Linked DNA regions of Homo sapiens: region 1 is linked to region 2. Evidence: chromatin contacts called from ENCODE Hi-C data. All regions are on one chromosome and are shown on one strand. The core of a region is the stretch at or near the end of the contact, and the rest is flanking DNA. Distances in the headings are between cores, read along the strand shown. Region 1 holds the start of SEMA4B (semaphorin 4B). Region 2 holds the start of UNC45A (unc-45 myosin chaperone A).

Region 1 (6,126 bases), core at 695-3,194, 730 kb after region 2:
CTTCACAAGCTGAAGCACCCAAGGGGCTACAGTCAAACTAACACCCCAACCCTGTCCTAACCCCAGGCAGAATCACCCCAGATCTGGGCAAGATGTACAGAAGTAAACTCTGAGCTGAGTAACACTCATTCAGCGGTTCCCGTACCAGGCCCTGTCCTAACGACTTTTCAAACACGAGCTGATTTAATCCTCACTACCTTGAGGTAGGTTCTGTTATTATACCTGTTTTACAGATGAAGAAATCAAGACCCAGAAACTTTAAGTAGCCTGCTCAAGGTCACATGGTTACTAAGTGGCTGAGGTAGCATTTGAACCCAGGTCATCTGCAGTATTTCAGACAGGGGTTCAGGTAGGGTTACTTGAAGCCGCTAGGGCCCTGCCTTAATTTAAGTGCTGATTCTACTATTTCCCTTTGTAAACAGGATGCTTTTAGAGGTGGGGATGCTGTGAGGAGATGGAAGTCTGGGACAGTTTCAGTCTGTAACCTCTAATTCATACATGCTTTATTCCAAGTCATACAATATGACAACCAACAAGTTAAAGGGCTTGCGGATACATCTGTTGGGCACTTATAAACTTCATACCCGAGTAACACACCTTGCAAGGCACCTACGACTGCCTATTTTGCAGATGAGAAAGGTGGGGCACTGGGAGCAGAAGGCACTTACTTGCCCAGTGGAAGAAATGGGCTTGGGATCCAGGACCCTCTGAATCTAAAGCCCAAGTGCCCCAAGAAGAGCTGGAGAAGCAACCGGATGGAAGGGAAAAGGAGAGGGAAGGGCGGAGGGCTGAAACAGGAGGTGGCCACAGAAGCAGATGTGAGGACCAGGAAAGGAACCCAGCCAACCAGGATGCTACTCCCAGGTCACTCTGAGGAGGGGTCGCGCCCAGGACTTGGGAATGTCAGCGCCCAGAGCTGCCCCCATCCGCAGTCTGTTCGCTCCCAGGACTTGGGAATGTCAGCGCCCAGAGCTGCCCCCATCCGCAGTCTGGTCGCTCCCAGGGCCTGGAGGTCTCTCCATGCTGGGGCTTGGGGCTGCACTGGCAAGCCAGGGATGGAGGGGCGGAGAGGGAGGATCGGGCGCCTGCCCGCCCACCACAGCTCCCGGCCCTGCTGCGACTTGCTGGGAATACCAGAACCCCAGTGTTTATAGGACTGCAAGCAGTGGCCTCCCTCTACCCCGAGCCGCCCTCGGGGGCGGCACCGCGGTCGGCTCTGGTCAGCATCAAAGACAAGTAGATGGGCAGGCGGACCCCGCCGAAAGTGCATCCTCCTAAGGGAACTAGGGGGGACGACAGAGCGGGCTAGACCCCATCCCTACGCAGAAAGAAAACTGAAGAAAGGGGCCAGCGGCCCCACAGCTCCCCTCTCCTCTCCCTCCCTCCGCGCAGCGCCTTGAAAAAAGAAGGGGTCCTAATGGATCCCGTGCCTCCGACAGGTCCCCTCCTTGGTCCTTTGTCACGGCCACCTCCGCACGAGGCACGTCCCCGGCAGCCTTCCTTCCCCCGGCCCGCGTCCCCGGGTCCCCGGCACTCACCCAGAGGCAGGCTGATCCGGGGGCTGAGCGCCCAGGTCGGAGGCGGCGGCTGCAGCAGGAGCAGCAGCAGCAGGAGCAGCAGCAGCGGTGGCCGAGGCGGCAGCGCGCCCCATGGGGCGGCGAGCCAGCTCCTCAGGCCCATCGCGGTGCGCAGCATTCGGAGAGCAGGAGCGACGGTGTCCCGCGGCTCGGGCTCAGGTGGCTCGGCCGGACTCACGGGCGGCAGCTCCGCCCCGCGGTCCGCCCCCGAGTCGCCCCGGGGGCCCCCGCCTCCGGACCTGGGGGGCGGGAGGTGGGAAACAGGGTCAAGTGGGCCCTGGCAAACTCAGCCCCTCCGCGGGGCACCGCAGTCCTCCCGCCGGCGCCGGCCCCGCAGCCTCGGCTTGGGCAGAGCTCACCCGCAAGCGGCGGAGGGCGGGGCTGAAGGAGGAAGTCGGCCGTGAGCCCGGCCGGCCCGCCCCCTTCCCCCTTCCTCCTTCCCGGGCGCTGGCAGCGCGAGGGGCGGCAGCTCGGGGCGCTGCCGCAGGGGCCAAGCCCGGGATCAGTAGCCCCGGCGGCCGCCGGAGCGCTGGGACGCGGACGAAAGCCGACCCCCAGCTCCCCGCCCCCACTGCTCAGACCCTCCCACCGCCGCCCAGGCCCTGGCCCCTTCCGGCTCCTCTGGGACCCTCTGCTAGTGGCGTTGGTTTGGGGACACGCTGCGTCCCCGCTATGCGCCTAGGGAGTTAGGGGGCGGATGGTGATTAGGCCTTGGTCTCCTCCCTTTAGGCGCCCCCTCCGCTCTTGCTCCTGGCGACCCCCTTGTTCCTGCGACCAAATGAACTCGGCCGAGCTCGTGCTGACACTGGGGCTAGCAGCTTGAGAGTCCAATTTTTGCACAGGTCAATCCACTGCAAGTCATGGCTGGGCATTCACTACAAGCTCAGCACTTAGTCTAGGCACCCTGCGGGCTTGTCCGCTTAATATTCTGTCCACGCGAAGCCCTCGGGTGGGGGAAGGGCAAGATTAGCTTAAGTGGGATAATAGGATTTAATGTACTGCTGAGGAGGTAAAACCTTCACAACCTGCACGTGACCCGGCAGGGGAAGGGAACCCCTAAGACTGGAGTGGAAGCCCAGAGGCACCCACCCCTAATCCTCCTGGCTCCTAACATCTCCACGGGTGGAGTTCAGCTCTGCTGAGACCAGGGGTTTCCAACTGCAGCCTGGACCATTAGCAGATTCTGAAATCAATTTAGTGGATCCCAACAGCATTAAGAAACAAACAAAACATAGAAACTATCTAAGCAATAATCTCAAAGGATAAGTAATTTTGGGAAAGCTACTTCAACTTTTCCTAAGTGTGCACAGGATTACAGAAAAATGTAGTAGTTCCTCCTGTAGTTAAGAGTCCAAAAGAGTGAAAGCCTCTGCTAGTTATTTCCATGGCAGTAGAGACCATCGCTCCATAAATTTGCTGCAATTGCAGGAAAGCTCCTCTTCACCCCCAGCCAAAATCAGCCTCCTCAGAGCACCTCTTTTCCTCTCCTCCCGACTTTCAGGGTCTGCCACATCTGCTCCCACAACAGGGATGCTGTCAAGAGGGTGGGCACAGCACCCACATGGTCCCAGGTCTCCTTTCTTACAGCTAAGTTTCCTCATGCTGCATGATTTCTGTACCTCCATCACCTTCTGTGGACATGGTGCAGGCTAGCAGCATCCCTTTTAAAGGGGCTCCCAGAACTGGACACAGAATTCCACATGGGATATGGACAGCACCAAGCACCCACAGTGCTACTATTGCCCAGGTTTGGATGCTTACTCTAAATGGGTTCAATCCACCTACAGCCAGTGATACCCAAACCCCTATCTGCCGCCTAGTCCAGCCCTGCTCAGCCCTTAACTCCAAAAGGCCTCAACTTTTTTTTTTTTGAGACAGAGTCTTGCTCTTTTGCCCAGGCTGGAGTGCAATGGTGCAATCTCCACTCACTGCAACCTCTGCCTTCTGGGTTCAAGTGATTCTCCTGCCTCAGCCTCCCGAGTAGCTGAGATTACAGGTTTATGCCACCACACCCCGCTAATTTTTTGTATTTTTAATAGAGACAGGGTTTCACAATGTTGGCCAGGCTGGTCTTGAACTCCTGACCTCGTGATCCACCTGCCTTGGCCTCCCAAAGTGCTGGGATTTCAGGCGTGAGCCACCACACCTGACCCGGCCTCAATATTTCTACTTGGCTGTCTGAAAACCATCTCGAGCCCAACATGTCCCAAACTAAGCTCCTGATCTCTCCCCCTTCTCAAAAATGTGCTCCACCTACAGCCTTCCCCATTTCATTTAATGGCAATTCCATCTTTAAATTGCTCAGGCCAAAACCCTCAGCTCCTCTCATTATCTCACTCCTCACATCCAGTCCATTAGAAAATCTATAATCTGACCACTTCCCAGCTCCCTAGGGCCCAGGCACCACCCTCTTTCTCCTGGTTACTGCAAGGGCCTCCTAACTGTTCTCCCCGTTTCCTCCTTGGTTCCCCTACAATCTATTCTCAACACAGCAGCTGGAGTGAGTCTTTAAAACACAAGCCAGGACAGGGGTGGTGGCTCACGCCTGTAATCCCAGCACTTTGGTGGGCCGAGGCGGGCAGATCACTTGAGGTCAGGAGTTCAAGACCAGCCTGGCCAACATGGTGAATCCCCATCTCTACTAAGAACACAAAAATTAGCTGGGCATGGTGGTGTGTGCCTGTAATCCCAGCTACTCGGGAGGCTGAGGCAGGAGAATTGCTTGAACCGGGGCCTGGGAGGCGGAGGTTGCAGTGAGCTGAGATTGTGCTACTGCACTCCAGCCTGGGCTACAGAGCAAGACTCCATCTTAAACAAAACAACACACAACACAAGCCAGATCAGGGCTTTCCTCTGCTCAAAACCCTCCAAGGGTTCCCCCATCTCATTCACAATGACCTTACTTGGAGTGGTCTGCAAAGCCCTCCATGTCATCCTCACCACCAGTACCACTGCATCCTCTACTACTTTTCCCCTCACTCATCCACACCAGGTACATATATAGTAGCCCGAACCAGCAGGGCCTTTGACCTGGCTGCTCCCTCACCTGGCACACTCTCCCCCTAGATAACCACAGGACTGAGTCCCTTGCTTCCTTTTGCTCATTTATCACCTTGAAGAATCTGAACTTCCTCCTAATATGCCCCTTATCTCCTTAAAAATACCTTGAGATATTTTTTCAGAGCACTCATCACTGAATAACATACGATATATTAGTTATGGTTTTTCTTTATTGTCTGACATCCCATCTCCCCCAGAATGCTGACTGAGAGGGCAGAGATTTTTGCTTATTTGGTTTGTTAAGTAATGTATCTCAAGCCTCTAGAATAGTGCTTGGCACATGGTAAGCAGGACTTCAGTAAGTACTGGATGAATGAATGAATGAATGCAACTTGAGTCACAGAATACTGCTGACTCATGTCAGCTGACAACCAGAACTATTTTTTTTATATCAACTTTGGTCCAATAAAGAGTTTTACCAGCCAGGCGCGGTGGCTCACGCCTGTAATCCCAGCACTTTAGGAGGCCGAGGCAGGCGGATCACGAGGTCAGGAGATCGAGACCATGGTGAAACCCCGTCTCTAATAAAAATACAAAAAAAAATTAGCCGGGCACAGTGGTGGGTGCCTGTAGTCCCAGCTACTCAGGAGGCTGAGGCAGGAGAATGGCGCGAACCCGGGAGGTGGAGCTTGCAGTGAGCCGAGATCACGCCACTGCACTCCAGCCTGGGCCACAGAGCGAGACTCCATCTCAAAAAAAAAAAAAATTAATTAATTAATTAATAATAAAATAAATAAATCTAGTGGTTCTGGCTCAGATGTCATCCCACTGAAGTCATGTTGAAAACTGATTCTATTATCATACATTTGGCTTCCCCTTCCAGTATGGGGTCATCTGTAAACATGATAACCATTCCTTATGCCTTTATTCAAGCTATTGATAAAAATATTGGGTGAGCAGGGCCGGGCATGGTGGCTCACGCCTGTAATCCCAGCACTTTGGGAGGCCGAGGTGCGCGGATCATGAGGTCAGGAGCTCGAGACCATCCTGGCTAACACAGTAAAACCCCATCTCTACTAAAAATACAAAAAATTAGCCGGGCGTGGTGGCGGGCGCCTGTAGTCCCAGCTACTCGGGAGGCTGAGGCAGGAGAATGGCGTGAACCCGGGAGGCGGAGCTTGCAGTGAGCCGAGATCGCGCCACTGCACTCCAGCCTGGGGGACAGAGCGAGACTCCGTCCCAAAAAAACAAAAATTGGGTGAGCAGATCTAGCACCTAAATCTTCGTTTACTTTTTTCTTTTTTATTGAGAGAGGGTCTCACTCTGTCACCCAGGCTGGAGTACAGTGGCAAGATCTCAGCTCACTACAACCTCCACCTCTCAGGCTCAAGCAATCCTTCCACCTGAGCCTCCTGAGTAGCTGGGACTACAGGCATGCACCACCACACTCGGATAATTTTTGTAATTTTTTTGTAGAGAAAGGGGTTTCACCACGTTGCCCAGGCTGGTCTCAAACTCCTGGACTCAAGCGATCTGCCCACCTCGGCCT
Region 2 (5,407 bases), core at 2,893-5,392:
TCTACATTGTGGCAGCGTGAATGGGCTTCCCATGGCACTGAACTCAGCATTTATACCTCCTGCCAGGGAGCTGGCAGATCGTGAGGTAGTTGCTAACACTTCCTTTAGCTCCAGAATTCTCTTTTCACTGTTTTAAAAATAATCTGAGCTGGGCGCAGTGGCTCCCGCCTGTAATCCCAAAACTTTAGGAGGCCAAGGCAGGTGGATCACCTGAGGTCAGGAGTTCAAGACTAGCCTGGCCAACAAGGTGAAACCCCATCTCTACTAAAAATACAAAAAATTAGCCGGGCGTGGTGGCAGATGCCGGTAATCCCAGCTACTCGGGAGGCTGAGGCAGGAGAATCACTTGAACCCAAGATGCGGAAGTTGCAGTGAGCCGAGATCACGCCACTGCACTCTAACCTGGGCAATAACTGTGAAACTCTGTCTCAAAAAAATAAATAAATAAAATCTGAAGCCAGGCACGGTGGCTCACGCCTGTAATCCCAACACTTTGGGAGGCCGAGGTGGGCAGATCACCTGAGGTCAGGAGTTTGAGACCAGCCTGGCCAACATGGTGAAACCCCGTCTCTACTAAAAATATAAAAATTAGCCAGGTGTGGTGGCGGGTGCCTGTAATCCCAGCTACTCGGGAGGCTGAAGCAGGAGAATCGCTTGAATCTGGGAGGTGGAGGTTGCAGTCAGCAGAGATCCACTGCACTCCAGCCTGGGTGACAGGATAAGACTGTCTCAAAACAAACAAATAAATAAATAAATAAATAATCTGAATGGGGAAGATCATCCTAGGCCTACTCCCCCACCCCCCAGAGTCCTGGGCATAGATGGTGGCACAAGCCTAGCATGTGGACCACCCGCCTTCCTCTCTTGCATCCATGGCAGCCATGACTAACCAGTCATGGCACGTTCCCCTGCTTGGCTCAGGCAATCTGCTTCCTAATTCTTCTCAACATAGGACTCTGGGCAGCCACTGCCAATCAGAGTTGGCATTGAGAGAGGAAACCTATTTGCTTTCCCAGGCTTCAACATTTCAGTGAGGTGTCTGCCATCATGTTATCTGCTTCCACTGTGTCAGCATTTTAACGTCAAATTATCTGGCGAATTTGAGCTTGGTTGTAGCTCATAATGGTCTTTAGATTCTTTTCTCCTAATTTAAAAATATACGTATTTTACACAATTTCTCTTTATTAAAAAAATATGAACAGGTGATGCAGTCTCCTTTGGAAAGCCCTCTCAATCCCATTCCTTTCCCCAGGGGTCACCGTGTTATCATTTTGATGTATATCTTTTAAAATATTTTCCTGAAAAAATAAAGAAACAAAAATGCATATTTGGCCCAGTGCCATGGCTCACGCCTGTTATCCCAGCCAGTTGGGAGGCTGAGGTGAGTAGATCCCTTGAGCCTAGGAGTTCAAGACCAGCCACCTGGGCAACACAGTAAAACCCTGTCTCTACAAAAAATATAAAAATTAGGCGAGCGTGGTGACATGCATTTGTCCCAGCTACTTGGGAGGCTGAAGTGGGAGGACTGCTTGAGCCCGGGAGGAAGAGGTTGTACTCCAGCATGGGTGACAGAGTGAGACCCCGTCTCAAAATACATAAATAAATAAAAATAAAAATAAATTTAAAAAATAAAATATTTTCGGCTGGGTGCAGTGGCTCACACATGTAATCCCAGCACTTTGGGAGGCCGAGGCAGGCAGATCACAAGGTCAGGAGCTCCAGACCATCCTGGCCAACACAGTGAAACCGCATCTCTACTAAAAATACAAAAAATTAGCCGGGCGTGGTGGCAGGCCCCTGTAGTCCCAGCTACCTGGGGGACTGAGGCAGGAGACTCACTTGAACCTGGGAGGCAGAGGTTGCAGTGAGCCAAGTTCGCACCACTGCACTCCAGTGTGGGCGACAGAGCAAGACTCCGTCTCAAAAAAAAAAAAAACAATTATTTTCCTTTGTATTTACATACCCAAGTGTACCCACAGAAAAAATATAGCATTGTTTTGCTATGTAGGGGATCATTAACATAAATGATATTATACTATATGTGTTATTGTATATTTTTCTTCTTCTTTTCTTTTTTGAAAGAGACAGGGCCTCACTCTGTCAGCCAGGCTGGAGTGCAGTGGCACGATCATAGCTCACTGTAACTGCAAAATCCAGGGCTCAAAGGACTCTCCTGCCTCAGCCTCACAGGTAGCTGGGACTACAAGGGTGTGCCACCACACCCAGCTAACTTTTTAGGTTTTGGTAGCAACAGGGTCTCACTATGTTGCCCAGGCTGGTCTCAAACTCCTGGCCTCCAGTGATCATCCCATCTTGGCCTCCAAAAGCACTGGGATTACAGGCATGAACCACCATGCCCTGCCTATTTTGCTTTGTTCATTCAACAAGTGTCCCAGAGCTTCCCATTTCAATATGTGTGTATCTACCTATTCTCAGTAACTATATAAGAGTCTGTAGTAAGGACATTACCCATTTATTCAGCCATTCCTCTATGGCTGGGCATTCAGGCAAGTTCCAAGTTTTTCTTACTACAAAAAAGGCTGAAATAAACATACACATGTCTACTTGTGCACGTGGACAAGGTTTCTCTGAGAGAAACAGCAAGAAGTAAACATATGGGATCACAAGATACGCTCATTTGAAATTGAATAGATATGCTAAAGTACTCTCGAAAAGAGCTGTACCAATTTATACCCCTCCAGCAGTCATCAGAGAGCCCTTGGCCCCCAGCCTCACCACTGATGTGTCTGCCTCTCTCCTTCTCGAAAAGTGTACAAACTTTTAAATATCTGCCAGACAGACCTCCAAATCAACAGTAATGTGCTGTCATCTTAATTTGCTTTTCCCTGGCCACAGGCAAGGTTCACTTGCCACCGGGATCTCGTCTGGAGAACTGTGTCTACACCCCTGGCCCAGACCCCTTCACCACCAGTCAATGCTTCCACCTCTCTGGGTCACTCACATACCTTCTCCTGAATCTGGCCCCCGATGTTCCGCAAGGCCTCCTGGAAAACTTTGTTCTTGGGCTCCAAGCTCACACATCTCTGCAGGTCAAGGACAGCCTGGTCCAGGCGGCCCAGCTTCTCTAGGGCTTGGCTCCGCCGGTAGAGTGCTTTGACATCCCCACCATCCTTTTCAATGGCTGAGCACAAACAGGAGCGCTGTCAGCACCCATGAGGCCACTGTCTCCAGGCAAGAGCAGTAGGGAAAGATCTCGAGGAAAGGCCAGAAGAAGGTGGGGGGGACGAATGTGGGGCTCGGTGCTTCAGCCTCAGAAAAGGTGAGGGTAGCTGCAGAAAAGGAAAGGCCCGAGGCAGTGGGAAAGAAAGAAGGCAGATGTGTCTCTGGGGCCAAAGGAGGAGAATGTGACGGTGCAGCGGTCCCAGAGTCCTTGCCCACCACAGAAGCCCTACAGCTCCACACCAGGGCCCACCATTCCCCTACCTTTGGATGCCTCTGTTTCTGCTTTGTCGTAATCTTCCTGTAAGAGAAAGACAGGAGCCTGAAGGAATGGTCATCTCCCTCTCGGGGCACTAACCAGGCAGCAGGGGTACTCTCGCTCTCCAAGGTCACCCGATCCCCCACCACCCTGAGGTGCAAAAAACATCTGGCAAGCGGGGATGGCCTGGGAGCGTGAATGTCCAGCTGGGGCCCAAGCATCAGCTTAGATGGGCGAACCGGGGCCCGGGCGGGCGAGGGGAAGAGCGCCAGGCTCCCTCACCAGCTTGAGGTGGCAGGCGGCCCGGTTCCGGTGCAGAACGGCCTGGTCCTGGGGCGTCGCGTCCAGACCCAGGGCCTGAGTGTAGGCCGCCAGGGCGCCCCCGTAGTCTCCACATTTGAACAGCTCATTGCCCTCCTTCCGCAGCTGCTCCACTGAGCTGGCCTGTAGAGAGAAAGGGGGCGGAAACGTCGGAGGGGGTTCGGGGCAGAGCCCGGGAGCTAAGGGGAGAGGAGAGGAGGGATCGGGGCGAGCCTCATGGATGGGGAGAAGGAGGCCAGGGATGGTCAGGGCGGGTGCGAAGGGGTGATGGCGCGGGGGTTGGGTACGCACCCCGGGGGTGGCCGGCCGGGGCTCGGGGGTCCCTGGACCACTCACAGTCATCGCGGAGAGGTTGTCTCGTGCCCGCGCAGGCGCAGTCTCTGGGGCGGGGCGAGTCTGGGTTCGGGACGCCACCGGCAGCTGCCCCGCCCCACTCTTGCGTCGGAGGTGGGGTCAGAGAGGGGCAGGGCTAAGGAGGGAGCGCGCCCGGGCAGGGGCGGGGCGCTTGGCTCTGGATCGCAGGTGCAGGCAAGCTCCGGGCGCACCTAAGCTGTCCCCGCAGAGACCTGCAGGGAGCTCGCGGCGGAGGACCCAGAGGGAGGCCTGCGGTGGCTCCAGCCCAGACTCCGGCCCCGACCGCAGCAGAAGTGCACGAGGTCTACGGTCATCAGGGTCACAACCAGTAGGTTGTAGAGGCCCAGCACTAGGAGCGGGCCTGGGCCCCTGCGGGAGAGAAAAAGTATCTGGATCCCGGCCCCGACCGCGCTCTCGCTGCTGCGCTCTGTGGGGGGTACAGAATCCCTGGGAGTCCGGAGAAAGCTCAGGACTCCCTCCCCAAATAAGTGTCGTCTTACATACACACATTTGCATACGAATTTAGGAGCTCATCCTAGAGCCACCCATGGGCAGATTCAGGATGGCTCCCCATTACCAGCTTGCACAGCCCCCTGAACTTCTCCTTTGTAATTGTAATCATGATCTACATGATTTTCTGTTGCGGTCTGTCCCTTCACTAGTCTGTAAGTTACAAGCCTACCACCCCATAATTTAGGAACAGAGCCCCAGATACTGGAACACCCTGTCGATGTTCCAGTGGCTCTGGGGTTGGAGATCTCACCTGAGGATGGGCGGGGGCGGAAGAGCGGACAGATTGACTTGGTACAGGGCCTCAAATTCAGCCCGGGTGCAGCAGGAGCCCCCTGCAGCCTGCAGGTGGCAGCAGTAGGCTTCCTCTGGAGAATCAGACAGACGAGGGCAAAAGAAACCAGGGTAGTGACGGCCATGGACATCCCGGGTGGTCTGGCACAAGTGAGGGTGGTGGACCAGAGCTGAAGAGAGAGGTGGGGGTGCTAGAGACAAGCAGGAGGGGCCTTTCCACAGCTCACTCCACCCCTACTGGAGAGTAAAAGAGATCAGCCCCTACCAGAAGAAAAGATGCCCTTCCACCCATCCCCATCAGTTCCAGTTCCCAGGAATAGCCCATAGCACCAGAGGCAGGTGGGCCACAGGGGTAAGTGCTGTACCTGAGAGAGAGGTTGGCTGGACAAGGGTCACCCAGCTGAAGAGCAGCAGTAGCCCCACAGATAGGCCTGTCAGCAAGGGGCCTGACCTTCTCTGGATGCCCATGAGAGTTCACTACCACCTCTG

What was found. A loop is a pair of places that touch in the nucleus more often than their neighbours do. Pooled maps may share reads with other maps.
Region 1: a pooled map shows a loop between it and region 2 (3-fold over the local background). The contact joins the promoter of SEMA4B here to the promoter of UNC45A in region 2. A Hi-C loop is called at or near these places in 1 of 168 maps with a recorded cell type or tissue (B cell), 2 of 37 single-sample maps with no recorded cell type and 2 of 50 pooled maps.

What each region holds. Positions count from the first base shown.
Region 1 is chr15:90,197,148-90,203,273 of GRCh38, reverse strand. SEMA4B (semaphorin 4B) reads right to left here and starts at 1,944. Exons shown (of 14, transcript NM_198925.4): 1 at 1,539-1,944. The coding sequence starts at 1,695. RefSeq lists a silencer at 1,493-2,252 and an enhancer at 1,425-2,396.
Region 2 is chr15:90,934,020-90,939,426 of GRCh38, reverse strand. UNC45A (unc-45 myosin chaperone A) reads right to left here and starts at 4,142. Exons shown (of 20, transcript NM_018671.5): 1 at 4,052-4,142; 2 at 3,722-3,883; 3 at 3,445-3,481; 4 at 2,967-3,142. The coding sequence starts at 4,102. RefSeq lists a silencer at 3,927-4,326 and an enhancer at 4,957-5,056.